2 separate regions of the Homo sapiens genome follow, and region 1 is linked to region 2. A link is a loop called in an ENCODE intact Hi-C map of the cell type or tissue named here. Cell type or tissue: Calu3. All regions are shown on one strand. Each heading gives the region's core, and the rest is flanking DNA. Links, peaks and the distances in the headings are about the cores only. Region 1 overlaps PCCB (propionyl-CoA carboxylase subunit beta). Region 2 overlaps PPP2R3A (protein phosphatase 2 regulatory subunit B''alpha).

What was found. Peaks named below come from ENCODE experiments on the same cell type or tissue, not always from the same donor. Only the 100,000 strongest peaks of a DNase experiment are listed, where the experiment ranks them.
Region 1: a loop joins it to region 2, with 3 times the contacts of the local background. A loop is called at or near these places in 10 of 110 quality-filtered maps.

The regions. Positions count from the first base shown.
Region 1 is chr3:136,301,684-136,310,026 of GRCh38, reverse strand. All of the region lies in intron 9 of PCCB (propionyl-CoA carboxylase subunit beta), which reads right to left. Among named protein-coding and RNA genes, the nearest start is that of PCCB, 56 kb to the right of the region's middle. In Calu3, for the core only: a CTCF peak has its summit at 3,958 (motif pointing left); a DNase peak (open chromatin) is centred at 3,986.
Region 2 is chr3:136,071,390-136,079,732 of GRCh38, reverse strand. PPP2R3A (protein phosphatase 2 regulatory subunit B''alpha) reads right to left here. Exons shown (of 14, transcript NM_002718.5): 7 at 1,280-1,366. Among named protein-coding and RNA genes, the nearest start is that of PPP2R3A, 110 kb to the right of the region's middle. In Calu3, for the core only: a CTCF peak has its summit at 4,328 (motif pointing left); a DNase peak (open chromatin) is centred at 4,312.

The DNA of each region.
Region 1 (8,343 bases), core at 228-8,227, 230 kb before region 2:
TTCCTGGGCTCAAACAATCCTCCCGTTTTAGCATCCCAAAATGTTGGGATTATAGGCATGAGCCACTGAATCCAGCTCCTTGTGCTTTTTGGTGAAGTAATTCCTTCCGTGGAATTTGGTGGTTCATTTAAGCTTCCTATCTCTGATGGGATCAATTTCTGTTAAACTGTGTTTTCCAAACAAATTTTCCAATGTATCTTGTCTCTTAGAATTTTTTTTTTTTTTGAGACAGGGTCTCACTATGTTGCCCAGGCTGGAGTATGATGGTGCAATCACAGCTCACTACAGCCTTGAACTCCTGTGTTCTAGCAATTCTCCTACACTGAGGCCTCTCAAGTAGCTGGGACTATAGGTGCATGCCACCACACCCAGTTAACTTTAAAAATTTTTGTAGAGACAGGGACTCACTATGTTGCCCAGGTTGGTCTTCAACTCCTGGCTTCAAGCGATCCTCCCACCTCAGCCTCCCAAAGTGCTGGGATTATAGGCATGAGCCACCACACCTGGCCTCTTAACGATTCTTAAGTTTCTTCTTTTTCAATGGTTATTCCCTTTCTCACTTCATACTTCTGCTTTTACTGTCTCTTTTTTGAAGTTAGCCAGTGTTTACTAATTGCAGCTATTCTTCTATTTCCATCATAAATTTCTGCATTTATCCTTATTAAATTATTTCTTGGATTTATTCTGAAATATTTTACAGGGTTTTTTCCCCTGGCTTTTCCAGTTGGGAATCTGTTTTTCTTTTCTTTTTTTTTTTTTTTTTTGAGATGGAGTCTTGCTCTGTCACCCAGGCTGGAGTGCAGTGGCACGATCTGGGCTCACTGCAACCTCTGCCTCCCAGGTTCAAGCGATTCTCCTGTCTCAGCCTCCTGAGTACCTGGGATTACAGGCACATGCCGCCATGCCTAGCTAATTTTTTGTATTTTAGTAGAGACGGGGTTTCACCGTGTTGCCCAGGCTGGTCTCAAACTCCTGAGCTCAAGCAATCCACCTGCCTCGGCCTCCCAAAGTGCTGGGATTACATGTGTGAGCCACCGCACCTGGCCTGTTTATTTTCCTTCTCTGATTTTTACTGTTTCAGGAAACAGATTTTCATCTGTTCATCGTTTTAAACATATTCTATAGGTTTTGACACATAGTGTTTTGTCTTTTTTTCTTTTAGAATTCTGTCATTTGGTTTCTATTTTCCCCTTTCATCCAAGAATTGTTTACTAGAAGATTTATTTCCCGGCTGGAGGCTACTTTTGTTTTAGTTGCTACAAAAGTTTCTAATTTTAAGCAATGTTGTTTCACAGTATTTTTTGCTCTATGGGATTTAATGATGTTTTCTTTCTGATCTAATACATATGATCAACTTTTGTGAATATTCCATGTGCACTTCAGAATAAGATTTATTGTTCATTACCAGGGTGTAAAGTCCAAAAGAAATGTGTAAGATCTACCTATTACGTTATTTAGGTCTCCTAAATTATTACTTTTGTCCATTTGACCTGCTTTGTAATAACAATGCTGTGTATACATCTCCTATTCAGTCTTTCTACCTAAGTCTGTTGAATCTCCTATAGTTTCAGCTTTATAAAGATGGTGGTTATTTCTGGCACAGATATTCGATATGCTTTACATTATCATTGTGAACTATGGCTTTTAGCAGTTGAAAATGTCCTTCCTGGGAAGCTGAGGCAGGAGAATCACTTGAACCTGGGAGGTGGAAGTTGCGGTGGGCTGAGATTGTGCCACAGCACTCCAGCCTGGGTTACAGAGTGAGACTCCATATCAAAAAAAAAAAAAAAAAGTCCTTCCTTATTATGGTTAATACCTGAACTTTACTCTGTTCAATATTAGTGTCACAAATACTGCTGTTATTGTTTCCATTCTCCCAGTATATTTCTGCCCATTCCTTATTTTTAGCCTTTCTGAATCACATTTATATACTGAATATAATTGGTCCATAACAAATTAGACATATTTTTAACAAGTGAATCAAACCCATCCATATTTATTGGTATGACACTTTTTTACTATCATATTATTATTATTATTATTATTATTTTGAGATGGAGTTTCACTCTTGTTGCCCAGGCTTGAGTGCAATGGTGCAATCTCGGCTCACCACAACCTCTGCCTCCTGGGTTCAAGCGATTCTCCTGCCTCAGCCTCCCGGGTAGCTGGGATTACAGGCATGTGCCACCACACCTGGCTAATTTTGTATTTTCAGTAGAGATAGGGTTTCTCCATGTTGGTCAGGCTGGTCTCAAACTTCCAACCTCAGGTGATCTGCTCGCCTCAGCCTCCCAAAGTACTGGAATTACAGGCATGAGCCACCACGCCTGGCCTGTCATATTATTTTTTATAATTACTATGTATTCTATATTTATTGTCTTTTACCTTTTTTTTTATTTTTCCCCTTTATCATTACCCACAATGATATATACTGTTTATGTGAGTAGTATTAAAGAATGTTTGTATTTTTTAGTCTAGTGGTTACCTTTGTAATTATGCCTTTTGATGCCTTTAGTTCATTTCCTTAATCTTTTATTAACTAGTTTGTTTTTAATGATATCTGTTAGCTAACAATAATCAGTGAGCTGATTCTGCAATATTCTTCCCCTCTCTTCTCCTCCCATTTTTCAGTTGCATTTTTTTCTGAAACTAAACATATAGTACTTATACATTGTTCTCTACCCTCATCCCCACTTCTGTTTTAGTCTTAGAATTATAATTAAGTATATTAGATAATCACTACCAATCCTTTTGTTGAAATTTCTCCAGCTACCTCTTGATTGGATAAAGCTCATTCTCTAGTAGATTCCTCAAGAAAGCCTCATTAACACAAACTTCCCTCGGTTCTTGGTTTAAAACTGGTTTTCTGCAGTCTTAATACATGAAGGTGAGCTTTGCTAAACATAAAATCCTTAGTCACAGATTCTTTCCTTCAGCCTCCTGAAAGTGCTTTTCTGTTGTTTCCTTGCTTTTCTACGTTGCTTTGGAGAAGTTGGATGCCATTTTATTCTCTTGCCCTTGTAAGTCATTTGATTTCTGCCCAAAGGTCCTGAGTATTTCTCCTTATTTTAAAAATCGAACAGTTAATATTTTCTCTAGTTTGACAATTCTGGGTCAATTTTCCCACGTGCTCAGTGTGCTCTTTCATTATATAAATCTGAATCTTATTTTATTTCTGGACTATTTTCTTGGATTACAGTTTTAAATATTAAGTCTGTTCTACTGGTTTTTCTTCAGACACTCCAATTATATGTATGTTCATTCTTCTTTGCCTTTCATTGTAGTCACTTTTTTCTCATACATTTAACTAAGAATTTTAAAAAATTAATCCCAGATGTGACAATATAACCAATAATTGTATTAAAGGTATCTGTACTATTTTAAAATTTTATAATTGCATATATGTACAACGTACATGTTTTCATATATGTATACAGTGTAGGATGACTAAAGCTAGTTAACATATCCACCACCTCACATACTTTTTTGTGGTGAGAATGTAAAATCTACTTTTACTTTTTTATATTATTTCATTCATTTTTTAGGCTATTTATCTACTTTTCTTTAATGTTCCTTATTAAATTTTCATTGAAATACATTCTCCTTTGAGCACCTTGCAATTTTGATATCATTTCTGATGCAATTTTGTCTCCCCTGCCCATTTTCTTAATTCAATCAGCTTTAACTTCTTACTATTATCTCTCCATCTTGTCATTAGTTTCTGAATTTTCTATTTTTACAACCTCAAATGCTTATCAGGGGCTACTGCACTCAGATTGAAGCATAGTCAGCTGCTTCATGATTGACTTTTACAGTGAAGGGAGTTCCATCAACTGACATGTTTCATTCTCACTTTTTGTTTTCTTATTGTAGCTTTATATAAATGAAAACTATTTGTATCTGCATTCTCCAAAGCTGGCAGATGAACAAATGAACAAAAATCCTAGTTCAAGAGCACCCTCTTCTGTCAGTATAGCAAAGTGCAGTTTAGTTCATGGGTGACTAATTTTAGGGAGGGTGATGGGGAAAGATGTAGTGTCCTTCAGTGTATTCGATTTTGTATGTCTTGCAGGTACATAAATGTAACCCCCTTGCTTCATTTTCCCTTCACAATTTCCAAAGGTACCTCTCTCTTTCCTTTGTACTCTTCTTCCCCAGAAGTAATGCCTTCCCCTGACTACCGTATTGATTTGTGTGTGCACTCTTAAGTAGCTTCTAAAGTCACTGCTTTGACTCTTTTCTAGCATATTCACTTTTTTTCTTTCTTTTTTTTTTTTTTTAGAGACAGTTTCACTCATCGCCCAGGCTGAAATGCAATGGTGCAATCTCAGCTCATTGCAACCTGTGCCTCCCCAGTTTAAGTGATTCTCCTGCCTCAGTCTCTCCAGTAGCTGGGATTACAGGGACACACCACCACACCCGGCTAATTTTTGTATTTTCAATAGAGACAGGTTTTCACCGTGTTGGTCAAGCTGGTCTCGAACTCCTGACCTCAAGTGATCCACCCGCCTCAGCCTCCCAAAGTGCTGGAATTACAGGCATGAGCCACCACGCCCGGCCAGAAGAAGTTTTTTTAAAAAGCAAAATAAAAAAGTGTAATAATACAATACTTTTTGAGTTAAAAGTAAATATATGGTCTAGGTGCAGTGGCTTACACCTCTAATGCCAGTAGTTTGGGAGGCCGAGGCAAGTGGATCACTTGAAGCCAGGAGTTTGAGACCAGCCTGGCCAACATGGCGAAACCCCATCTCTAAAAATACAAAAATTAGCCAGGCATGGTGGCACACACCTGTAATCCCAGCTACTTGAGAGGCTGAGGCAGAAGCATCTCCTGAACCTGGAAGGTGGAAGTTGCAATGAGCCGTGATCTCGCCACTGCACACTGGCCTGGGCAACAGAGTTAGACTCTGTCTCAAAGAAAAAAAAAAGTGAATTTGGAGAGAGGGATGTTCCAGAGGTAATTAAAGTTAAACGGGGCCATAAGAGGGGGACCCTAATCTGTTAGGACTGGAATTCTTTTAAAAATTGGAAAAGCTGGGTTGGCGCCCGTGGCTCATGCCTGTAATCCCAGCACTTTGGGAGGCCGAGGCAGGCGGATCATGAGGTCAGGAGATCAAGACCATCCTGGCAAACATGGTGAAACCCCGTCTCTACTAAAAATACAAAAATTAGCCAAGCGTGGTGGCGGGTGCCTGAAATCACAGCTATTCAGGAGGTTGAGGCAGGAGAATCACTTGAACCCGGGAGGCAGAGGTTGCACTAAGCTGAGATTGTGCCACTGCACTCCAGCCTGGCGACAGAGTGAGACTCCATCTCAAAAAAAAGAAAAGAATTGGAAAGCCAGCCGGGCACAGTGGCTCACATCTGTAATCCCAACACTTTGGGAGGCCAAGGCGGGCAGATCACGAGGTCGGGAGATCGAGACTATCCTGGCTAACACGGTGAAACCCCGTCTCTACTAAAAATACAAAAACAAAATTAGCCAGGCATGGTGGTGGGTGCCTGTAGTCCCTGCTACTTGGGTGGCTGAGGCAGGAGAATGGCGTGTACCCGGGAGGCAGAGCTTGCAGTGAGCCGAGATCACGCCACTGCACTCCAGCCCGGGCGACAGAGCCAGACTCCAACTCAAAAAAAAATAAATAAATAATTGGAAAAGCCAGCCTGGGCAACATAGTGAGTTGCCATCTCTACAAAAAATTTTAAAATTAGCCAGATGTGGTGGCATGCAGCTATAGTCCCAGCTACTCAGGAGGCTGAAGTGGGAAGATCACTTGAGCACAGGAGGTCAAGCCTGCAGTGAGTCAAAGTCACACCGCTGCACTCCAGCCTGGGTGACAAAGCAAGACCCTGTCTCTGAGGGAAAAAAAAAAAAAAAAGACGAAGAGATACCAGAGATCTCTTTCTGCATGCACTGAGAGCAAAGACCTCGTGAGGACACAGCAAGAGTGTAGTCCAGAAGCCAAAGAGACACAGACCTCAGAATGAAGCCAACCCTGCCAACACCATGATCTTGGACTTCTAGCCTCCAGAACTGACAGAAAATAAATTTCTGTTGTTTAAGCTATGCAGTTTATGGTATTTTCTTATGGCAGCACTAGAACACTAATACATAAAGCAAATACAGGCCAGGCACGGTGGCTCACACCTGTAATCCCAGCACTTTGTGGGGCCAAGGCAGGTGGATCACCTGAGGTCAGAAGTTCAAGACCAGCCTGGCCAACATGGCGAAACCGTGTCTCTACTAAAAGTACAAAAATTAGCCGGACATGGTAGGGCTCGCCTGTAATCCCAGCTACTTGGGAGTCTGATGCAGGAGAATTGGTTGAACCCAGGAGGCAGGGGTTGCAGTGAGTAGAGATTGTGCCACCGCATTCCAGCTTGGGTGACAAGAGCAAAACTCTGTCTCAAAAAAAAATTTTTTTTAAATAAATAAATAAGTAAAGCAAATACAACATCGATACCAAAACCTGATTTTAAAATACCTTAAAATATACGCACTAGTATCACATAATATCAATGCAGAAACTCAAAACATTAGCAAACAGAATATACAACTTCAGGAATGAAGGAAGTTTAGTATTCAGAAATCTACTAGGATAGATTTATAAATAGATCTAAGGAAGAAAATCACATGATCATCTCCAAAAACACTGAAAGTGCATTCAACAATATTCAACACTCATTCCTAACTTTAAGAACAAAATAAACAACAACAAAAATATTTAAAACAGAAGCCAGTAGTAGCTTCAACATGAAAAAAGATATAAATTAGGAAACACTGACAGCAGTCTTGCTAAACTTACAAACAATACAAAGATGCCCAGAATCACAACTATGATTCACCATTACATTTGACATATAGGGAGTTGTAGCCAATGCAAGACAAGGAAAGAAATGACATGTAAAATAACTGGAAAGATAAAATTTTATTCATTTACTTATTTTTGGCGATGGAGTCTTGCACACCAGGATGGAGTGCAGTGGCAATGATCATAACTCAGAACAGCCTCAAACACCTGGGTTCAAGCAATCCTCCCATCTCAGCCTCCCAAGTAAATGGGACTACAGGCGACAGCCACCTCACCCAGCAAATTTTTTTACTTTTTATAGAGATGGTGACTCATTATGTTGTCCAGGCTGGTTTTGAGCTCCTGGCATGAAAGGATCCTCCTGCCTTAGCCTCCCAAAGCATTGGGATTATAGGCATGAGCCCCTGCACCCGACAGAACTCTTATTTATACATAGACAGTATACAACCACATTTTTAAAACCCTAAATACCACACTCTGGGGACTGTTGTGGGGTTGGGGGAGGGGGGAGGGATAGCATTAGGAGATATACCTAATGCTAAATGACGAGTTAACAGGTGCAGCACACCAGCATGGCACATGTATACATATGTAACTAACCTGCACATTGTGCACATGTACCCTAAAACTTAAAGTATAATAATAATAAAATAAAATAAAAATAAATAAATAAAATAAAACCCTAAATAAATGACAGAAAAAAATTACAAACAAGAGTATTTAATAGGTAGCAGGATATAAAACTTTATAATGAGAATCAAGAGTTATCATATGTACCTTAAGAAAAAGTTAGAAGATGGCAGAGTAGGAAGCACCAGGAATCTGTCTCCCCACCCAGGCAACAATTGCCTGGCAGAATCTGTCTGATGGAACTATTTTGACTCTGGCGTCTGTTGAAAGACTGCAACTTCCAGGGGAAGGATTGGACTGAAAATTGGAGTTAATTTCAGCTCTTAGCATAGTAGCAGCTACCCATCCCCCACCCCAGCTCCATGACAGATATTTCCGCAAGTGTTCCTGCAGCAGTTTGCACACAGCTTGCAGGAGCCGGGGTGGGCATAAAAGGACCCTGTCCTCCAAATATTGAGAATCTGTGCTTGCTGACTGCTGCTTCTGATCACAGAGGTGCAAAGAGATGGGTGGTCACTGTTGCTACAACTCCCCACACTGTTGCGAGGCTCTCCTGCTTTGGGCTGAACTGACTTCCAAGGAATTTAAAGGGCTGACATCTTTTTACCATCTTCATTTTTTTTCTCTTTTTCTACTTTTGGGAGCCAGACGTTAACAACTAGGACACTCAAAAACAACTGCATATGCAGGGAAAATTAGAAAGTGATTGCACGTGCCCCTGCAAAGGCTCAGAAAAGACCTAAGGAAGACCTTAAGGTTACATCTCAGGCTAATCCTTGGTGCAGGAAGAGACTACAAGAATAAAAAAGACAAAAACAATAACAGAAAACAGCAAACCCTAGGGAAGAGGGAGAATCTGACTTCTAGAGTTACCAGAGAGCCATCACGATGTGTTGCACAAGGA
Region 2 (8,343 bases), core at 309-8,308:
AGCCAAAAAAGAAAAAATATGGATTAGGCCAGGCATGGTGGCTCACGCTTGTAATCCCAGGACTTCGGGAGGCTGAGGCAGGTGGATCATGAGGTCAGGAGTTGGAGACCAGCCTGGCCAACACAGTGAAATCCCATTTCTACTAAAAATACAAAAATGAGCTGGGCATGGTGGCACACGCCTGTAGTCCCAGCTACTCAGGAGGCTAAGGCAGAAGAATCACTTGAATCCAGAAGGCGGACATTGTGGTGAACCCAGATCGCACCACTGCACTCCAGCCTGGGCAAGAGAGCAAGACTCTGTCTCAAAAAAAAAAAAAAAAAAAATTATGGATTATAAAAATGATTCAGAAACTACAACCTATAATGTGCTTCAGGAAAGTGGGGGATTATCATCATTACTCTTGAGGTATTATGGAATTACTGCCATTTTAACCCATCCCATATTACCTACTGAGAGCCCAGGCAGGCATCAGGTGTTCAATAAATATCAACACTGACTGTGATGATGACTGTTCATTTTAGAATAAAAAAATGTTTGTATATCCATCATGGACTGCTAATTTTGCCAAGTCTTCATTACTCTGTCTCAGATGAAGATAGGAAAAAATAAAGAGTAAGTAAGGTTGTATTATTAGCCTAAATTCCATTTAGTATGATTCTTAAAAATAAAACATTTCATTTTCTTCCAAGTGTGAACAATTTCACTTTATGTTTACAGAAGCTTAAACAATCAGGCATGAAGATTACTTCGGTAAAAGGCTCCCACTAGTGGTCAATACTTTCTCTCTCATTTGGTAATATGAATAAAATAATTGAATGAAATGTATTCTTTCTTAAAAGGAATTTTTAGTACTTTTCTCTAGCAGGTGCTGGATACAGAGTCATTGCTGAAAGGATCAAGTTTAAAATCTTCCAAGGCCTTTCCAAGACCCTTCCCAACCTAGCCCCAGCCCACCCCTCCAGGCTTATCTATTGTGAAGCCGCCTCTGTACGTTTTATCCATGTCTATGGAATTTATCAAGTCAGGTTTAGTGTCTGTACACTTCACTCTTTTGCTCCAGAGTGCATGCCTTCAGGCAGAGATCCCTTATTATTCTCTTCATTTTTACCCCCTCACCCAAAACATTCCAGCATCCCACGACAGGTATTTGATAAATGCTTAATGACTGAAAGTAGTGACAGTGCTTTGAATAGAGTAAGCGCTCAAATATTTGTTAAATAAAGTAAGAAAATTATCTAAATTGCTCATTACACATGAATTCTAATGAAAGGCATACTTGCAAAAAGTTGCTTTTTCTTATCTCTGTCGAAGTAATTTTTCCACTCCAAGATCTGTTGACTGTGTAGAATATTCTCTGAATAACCTGGTTCCAAAAGGAAAATAAAACCAAATAAAAACATTAAAGATCTCCACTACTTTCTCAAAGGCCATTTTATGAACATACTTGGGACCAATTTAACTTTTAGCTTTTTGATTATGTTAAGTGTAATTCCTAGTAAAAATCAGCACTGTATTTTTAAATCTACATCTATATATTTTGGATTTGCCTCTGTACTTCCAAGAAGAATAAAAAAAATTCTCTGCTCACAAGTCTTCACTTCCCAACTGCCTTCACATCACTTCTTTTGTTTACCTCTAATTTATACAGTGATGCCTGATTCAAGTAATGCTTATGGGGCTCAATGTTTTGGGAAGGCATATGAGGTGGGAAGTATCTCCTGGGTTGGCCTAATGATTGATTAACTGGTCAGAAGGGTGGCTATCAAGGTGGTATGATTCAAGAGGGCCTTATTCTGGTTATTATAGCCTTATTCACTTGAGTCTTGAAGACTCTCGGTCTTCTAGACTCTATGGAAATTCAAATACATCTGGGATAATTTATATCCTAACTTTTATTTGGGCATGAACATCTTTGTTATTAGCTGGTGTTTTAATGGGTTTAGCAGAATTGCAACTCTGGAGAAAACCTTGGATAGAATGGGAGAAGAGGAGATAAGAAGCAAATGTGTCTAGATTGAGGATGTGTGTGCTGTGGTGTAGGAGAAGACCAGAGAAGGAAGATGGAAGCTGCAATCCTGGAGGTAGGAGGTCACAGTGCATTCTTAACAATTTTACCTGCAGTCATTCCTACCCACTTCATTTCCCTTTCACTGATTATTTTTCTTCTCCCAAAGGAAGCAGTGGTAAAAAGAGCAATTTGAGCAGCTTTATTTTTTTGGGTGGGTGGGGGGGTGCATTCTGCTTTTATTTTGATAGTCTAATAATACAGAAATCCTGTATCTTTGGTGGTTTTATCATGGAAGAAATTAGATCTCTTTTTCAAGATATTTTGGTGCGAGAAGAACAAATAAGGCAAGATATTTGGACATCTTTCTCAATAGTAGGCCTAATGAGGGACTAAACCACCTTTCTTTTCTGGATTCTTCAGCAGAGAGAGTGATTCTTCAACTGTTCTAAACAGGGAAAAACTAGCATCAGGATGAAGGTCTAGATTTCAGCTGTCCAGCGCTCACTACCCCACCCCTGCTATCAGTGCTAACCCCTCTGACCCTACAGAATTGAGCTCAAGTGCCACGCTCCATGGGAGGCCCCAGGACAGGGACTGACTAGAGCTCTGCCTTCTGTGCTCCCACTGCCACCTGAGCCTCCTTTAGCTGTCCCTGTGGTTACATTCCAAACGCTGGTGCACCTGACCATCATCACCTCCAAACACTAAGAGACCAGGTCTTTCTTGACTTGTATTCCAGTAACTTATATGGTGCTTTTTTTTTTTTTTTCTTTCTGAGACGGAGTCTCACCCTGTCGCCCAGGCTGGAGTGCAGTGGCACAATCTCGGCTCACTGCAAGCTCCACCTCCCGGGTTCACGCCATTCTCCTGCCTCAGCCTCCCAAGTAGCTGGCACTACAGGTGCCCGCCACCATGCCCGGCTAATTTTTTGTTTTTTAGTTGAGACGGGGTTTCACTGTGTTAGCCAGGATGGTCTCCATCTCCTGACCTTGTGATCCACCCGCCTCGGCCTCCCAAAGTGCTGGGATTACAGGCGTGAGCCACCGCGCCCAGCCACGGTGCTTTCTATATATCAGGTGGTCCATAACTGCTTGATAAAATAATGAGGTTTGAAAGTTACATAACAAAGATTTTTGTATTATCTTTGTGTTAGAGAAATACGGGTTGGCTTCATAACTATTTGAAGAACTCTACTCAGAGTTTTGCATAGCAGATGAATGTCAACCCAAGAAAGGTCTCTAATTAGTATTTCACATATATCAGTATTTTTGTCTATTATTTATAGATAGAATCATATATAATGTGCAAAAACCACAAAACAGGTAAGTGTAACTATATTCAAAATGATTGTGAAAGATGCTACTAATGTAGTAATGTTTAATCTTGAGAAAAAATAAGACTAGAGTGTAGATGTGATCAAGATCTGAGTGGCTATTGGGCGGAAGAAGAAGCTGACTTGTTCTGTGTTTCACCAAAGGGAAGAATTACAACTGCTAGACAGAAATGCATTTATACTGAAATGCTTCAATATAAGGAAGACTTTCCTAAAATTAGCCCTATAAAGCAATGAGTTTGTATGAAGTGGCTGGGTTTCTTTTCATCTTTTCACCACAAGTATTTAGGAAGAAGTTGACAGGATTCCTGAATTAGGTGGGAGCTGGGACTAGGCAGTGCCTAATTTCTCTACTGGCCCCAACCACTCAGACTCTGAGGTCACTGAGGACAGAGAACATGTCTTACTCAATACTGTATTCTTAGCACTAGCTTGGCGGAAGTTCATGTAAAAACGATGGAGGATTTTTAGCACAGAAAATTTATGTACGAAAATAAACATTAAGAATTTGATTTATCATAATTCCATGTCCCCTCTCTCAAGTTAAAGTCAATTTCAATATATATTATTAAACCACATTTTTCTATTGAAGATTTTTGTCCTTATTTCTTGATTCTGAATGTAAATTTATCTTAAAGTATGAGTTTTCTATCTAAAATTTATATTTATATACTCAAATACTTTATATTATTTATGAAATTACTGTGTTAAAAATTATAAAACTTTATAATCTGTATCCATTCGTGCTTATTTTTCTCCTCTTCTTTTTGAATTTTTAAAATCTGCAAACAGTTTGACTGTTAGGCATTTCCTATTTTTAGCCTGTGCTAACCTACTTATCTAATACTATAAGACAATGTATTTGTATTCCATTTTTCCATAGCCTAAATCTCCTTATTCAGTGGCCACACTTCATCAGCACATTTGTTGGTTTCCACATCACTGATTCAGCACTTTAGATGGCTGAGGCAGGAGCACCATCTAGTGGTGAAGCATGTAGCTGCTGACTCTACACTAATTATTGTTTTTCTAACTGCTCTCTTCTAGGTAAATAAAATTCATCATCATTTAAAATATCAAATAAAATTTTACAATAAATCATAATTAGAATAACTATTTTCTGCTAGTGAAATAAATGAAATCTGACCATTTTTCACCAAGGGATCTTTAGTCAACTTGATATATAAGTTAAATTGTAAGTCAGTTTCCTTTCTTCTTGGTATCTATTGAATTAGAAATCTCTAATTCACAAGTATAGGTCACCAGGAATGGAAATGTTTGATGGCTCTGTCATATAGTTTTTGAAAAATGAATTAAATACAGACATAGAAGTTACAAATAATTTTTACTATGTATGTGTACAGAAGAACAAACTCCAATGCTGGAAGCCTGGCTCTCACTTGGCAGGAGTGGTGAACAGATTTCTAATTCACTCTTTGGTTAACATGGCTCAGAAAAGTATTTCCTTATGGTCTTCTGTAGAGTTAGGACTTTAAAAAATATATCTAACAAAAATTTTTTTTTCTCTCTTAAGAGGAAAAGTTTTCAAGGGGGAAGAGTTGGTAAGCTCTTAGTGTGAGCAGTCTCCACTATAGCTTAGTCATCTTAGGAAAATCAGTACCTTGCCCTCCACAAGGAAAATCCTGGCATTTCAGCCTACAGTGGTGGATTCTGGCCAATCAAGATACTGAATATATCACTAAGACACACCATTGGAGCAAGCCACAGAAATATCTCTACTGCCAGCACCAGTGTCATAAAGAAGTATTTTAAATCTCATCGCTTATTTTAAAAACTCAAGTTAGCACTTCTTTCCTCAAAAGTTGGCATATGTTGGTTTGGATAAGCAAAACCTTTTATTCACTGGCAATTTTTGCACAGCATGCAAAACTGCACTCAACGGCTATGATTTGCTGGTATTTCTAATCTTCATTTTCATTCAATATCAAAGGCTTATTTCTCAACTTCTAAATCTTTTTGGAAATAAGAATACAGACTGACTTTAGGTTCAATCTCTTTTTTTGGGTAATGATGTCCTTCTTTGCTGTACAAATAGCTGATGGTCTGTCTTTCCAGTCTAAAAACAGCTGACAAAATAATTAACTAAACAAACAGCCTTTCCTGTAACATAGATTTTCAATGATACATAGAAAATAAAAGTTTTCTAACTTTCCTTCATCATATATGTACCTCACATAAGCTAATACTTGGATCACACTCTATGTCAGTGGTTTCTTCCAAATGCAAACTGAAAGAACTGAGTAACACTAGCATGCAAACATATTAATTGTTCTTCTATACTGTATGCCACGAAGATTATATAACATTCAATAGAGTCACATGGTAACTGATTTTGCTTTTTCTGAGATATCTGTCATTAATTCTGAGGCTGATCTTTATATGTTTCTTAGAAATAGTGTGATCTTAACTGTTTTTGCTGTGAGCAGGGTAGAGAACGATGTCTTTTTAATTTGGTCACTTTTATGTCTAACAACAAAATTAATTTCATACTAGAAGGCCTTATTTTACATTTGTTCTAGAAAAACTCACTGTACTCTGAAATAATGCAACAGTTTCAATGACTTCATGCCATTATTTGACCAAGTTTCATAACAGAAAAGGCACTGAGGAGAAGATAACCAGTCTAATACAATTCTATTTCCAGATAATCGTTTTTATACTTTTTATTTGCCCTTTTTGTGAGTTTATCACAATGGCAGTTATTCACTTATCTCAGTACATATTCACGTGAAATGTTCCCAATTAGGTCTTGTTTACTATTTATGTTATGGTGCTGTTTTGAGTTGCCATATTATCATCATTTTATCACAAGTATTTTATACTTAAATGGCTAGTTCTGAGTAATGGATTCACTTTTGTGCATTGGAGATAAAGCAGCACAATGTTAATAACAAAGTGAAATTTAACAAATGTAAAGTTACATACAAATGCCATGAAAATATTACAGCAGAGATAATTAACTGTACTCTATTAATTCGCCAGTGTAGTTCATTTTGTTCAACTATTATTAACATGACGCTATTTCTCAGAAAATGTGAATTATATGTGAACAAAATGGTTTCATGGCTTTTCACTCTAAAATCATAAAACTTCCTGGGGATGGCTGGGTGCGGTGGCTCATGCCTGTAATCCCAGCACTTTGGGAGGCCGTGGCAGGCGGATCATGAGGTCAGGAGATCGAGACCATCCTGGCTAACATGGTGAAACCCCGTCTCTACTAAAAATACAAAAAATTAGCCGGGCGTGGTGGTGGGCGCCTGTAGTCCCAGCTACTTGGGAGGCTGAGGCAGGAGAATGGCGTGAACCCGAGAGGTGGAGCTTGCAGTGAGCCGAGACCGTGCCACTGCACTGCAGCCTGAGTGACAGAGTGAGACTCCGTCTCAAAAAAAACCCAAACAAACAAAAACCAAAAAACTTCCTAAGGACTACTTGCTAGGTGACCAAATACCATCGAATGTCCAAGTACTTCAAAAAATATCAAACTATGCGTTCATTAAGATCATGAAAGAAAAAAAAGAAATATCAAACTAGAACCATAAAGAAAACTTATTTCCATTTTACTCTTTTGTTCTTTAATATCTAAGAATACATGCCAACAGTTTGGACTAGTTTAATTCCAACAGTTTGGACTAGTTTATTTCTAAGATCTTTTCTAACTCTTAAGAATCTAAATTATGCTGTTAATATGCCCTGAGTTTTCAGAATAGTCAATATTCAGAACCCAATAATTCTCTTTGGGACTGCAGCCAGAGCTAGCGTAGAATTCTTTTCTTTTGAGACAGATCCTTGCTCTGCCTCCCAGGCTGGAGTGCAGGGGCAAGAATCTCAGCTCACTGCAACCTCCACCTCCTGGGTTCAAGTGATTCCCGTGCCTCAGCCTCCTGAGTAGCTGGGACTACAGGTGTGCACCACCACACCTGGCTAATTTTTATATTTTTAGTAGAGACGGGGTTTCACCATGTTGGCCAAGCTGGTCTTGAATGTCTCGCCTCAAGTAATCTGTCTGCCTCGGGCTCCCAAAGTGCTGGGATTACAGGTATGAGTCACTGTGCCTGGCCTAGAATTCTTAAACATGGATAATTTCATGTATTCACTCAGTACATATTGACTGTCTATTATATGCCAGGGAATATTCTAGGTACTGAGGACATAGACAAAGTTCCTGCTTGTATGGAGCTTATATTATAGAGACGGAGATGGACAAACAAAAAATTAAATATCAGATGACAGGAGATGGACAAACAAAAAATTAAATTTTATCAGATGATAGGAGATGGACAAACAAAAAATTAAATATCAGATGATAGGAGCTAAGAAGAAAAATGAAGCAGGACAAAGGAATAGAGTGTAGGGGGAGGGGGCAGAGGAAGAAGGGTTACAAAAACAGAGAGTGATCAGGGAGGGCCTCACTAAATAAGGGAACCGAGCAGATATCTGGATGAAGTGAGGGAGTGACAATGTGGAAATCTGTAGGAAGAACATTCCAAGCAAAGGAAAGAGGAAGAACAAAGCATGTGAGGCAGAAGTGGGTTTGGTTTGCTCATGGTGGCTGAAGCAGAGTAAGAAAATGAGTGGGAGGTAGGAGATAAGATGAGAGAATAGGGGTTGCCAGGGTATGGGAGGATTATGGAGAATCTTGGCAAGGACTTGGCTTTTATTCTATGTGAGCTGGGAAACTACTGCAGGGTTTGAGCAGAGGAGTGACATGATCTGGCTGATTTTTTAAAAGGACAATTGTTTGCTCTGTGGAGGCTAGACTATGGGGCAATTAGAGTGGTAACAGGGAGACCAATTAAAAATAAACCAAGTTTGATATCAGGGCGACAGGCCAGGTTGATTGTGGTAGAGGTAATTTAGTAGAGTGTCACGGTTAACAGGAAAAAATAACTTCTGAGATTGTCTTAGATAACAGTGACACCTTCTGGCTCAAATAAAATCTTACAAAGTTTTATACTGACATAAGAGAGCCAATGCAAAA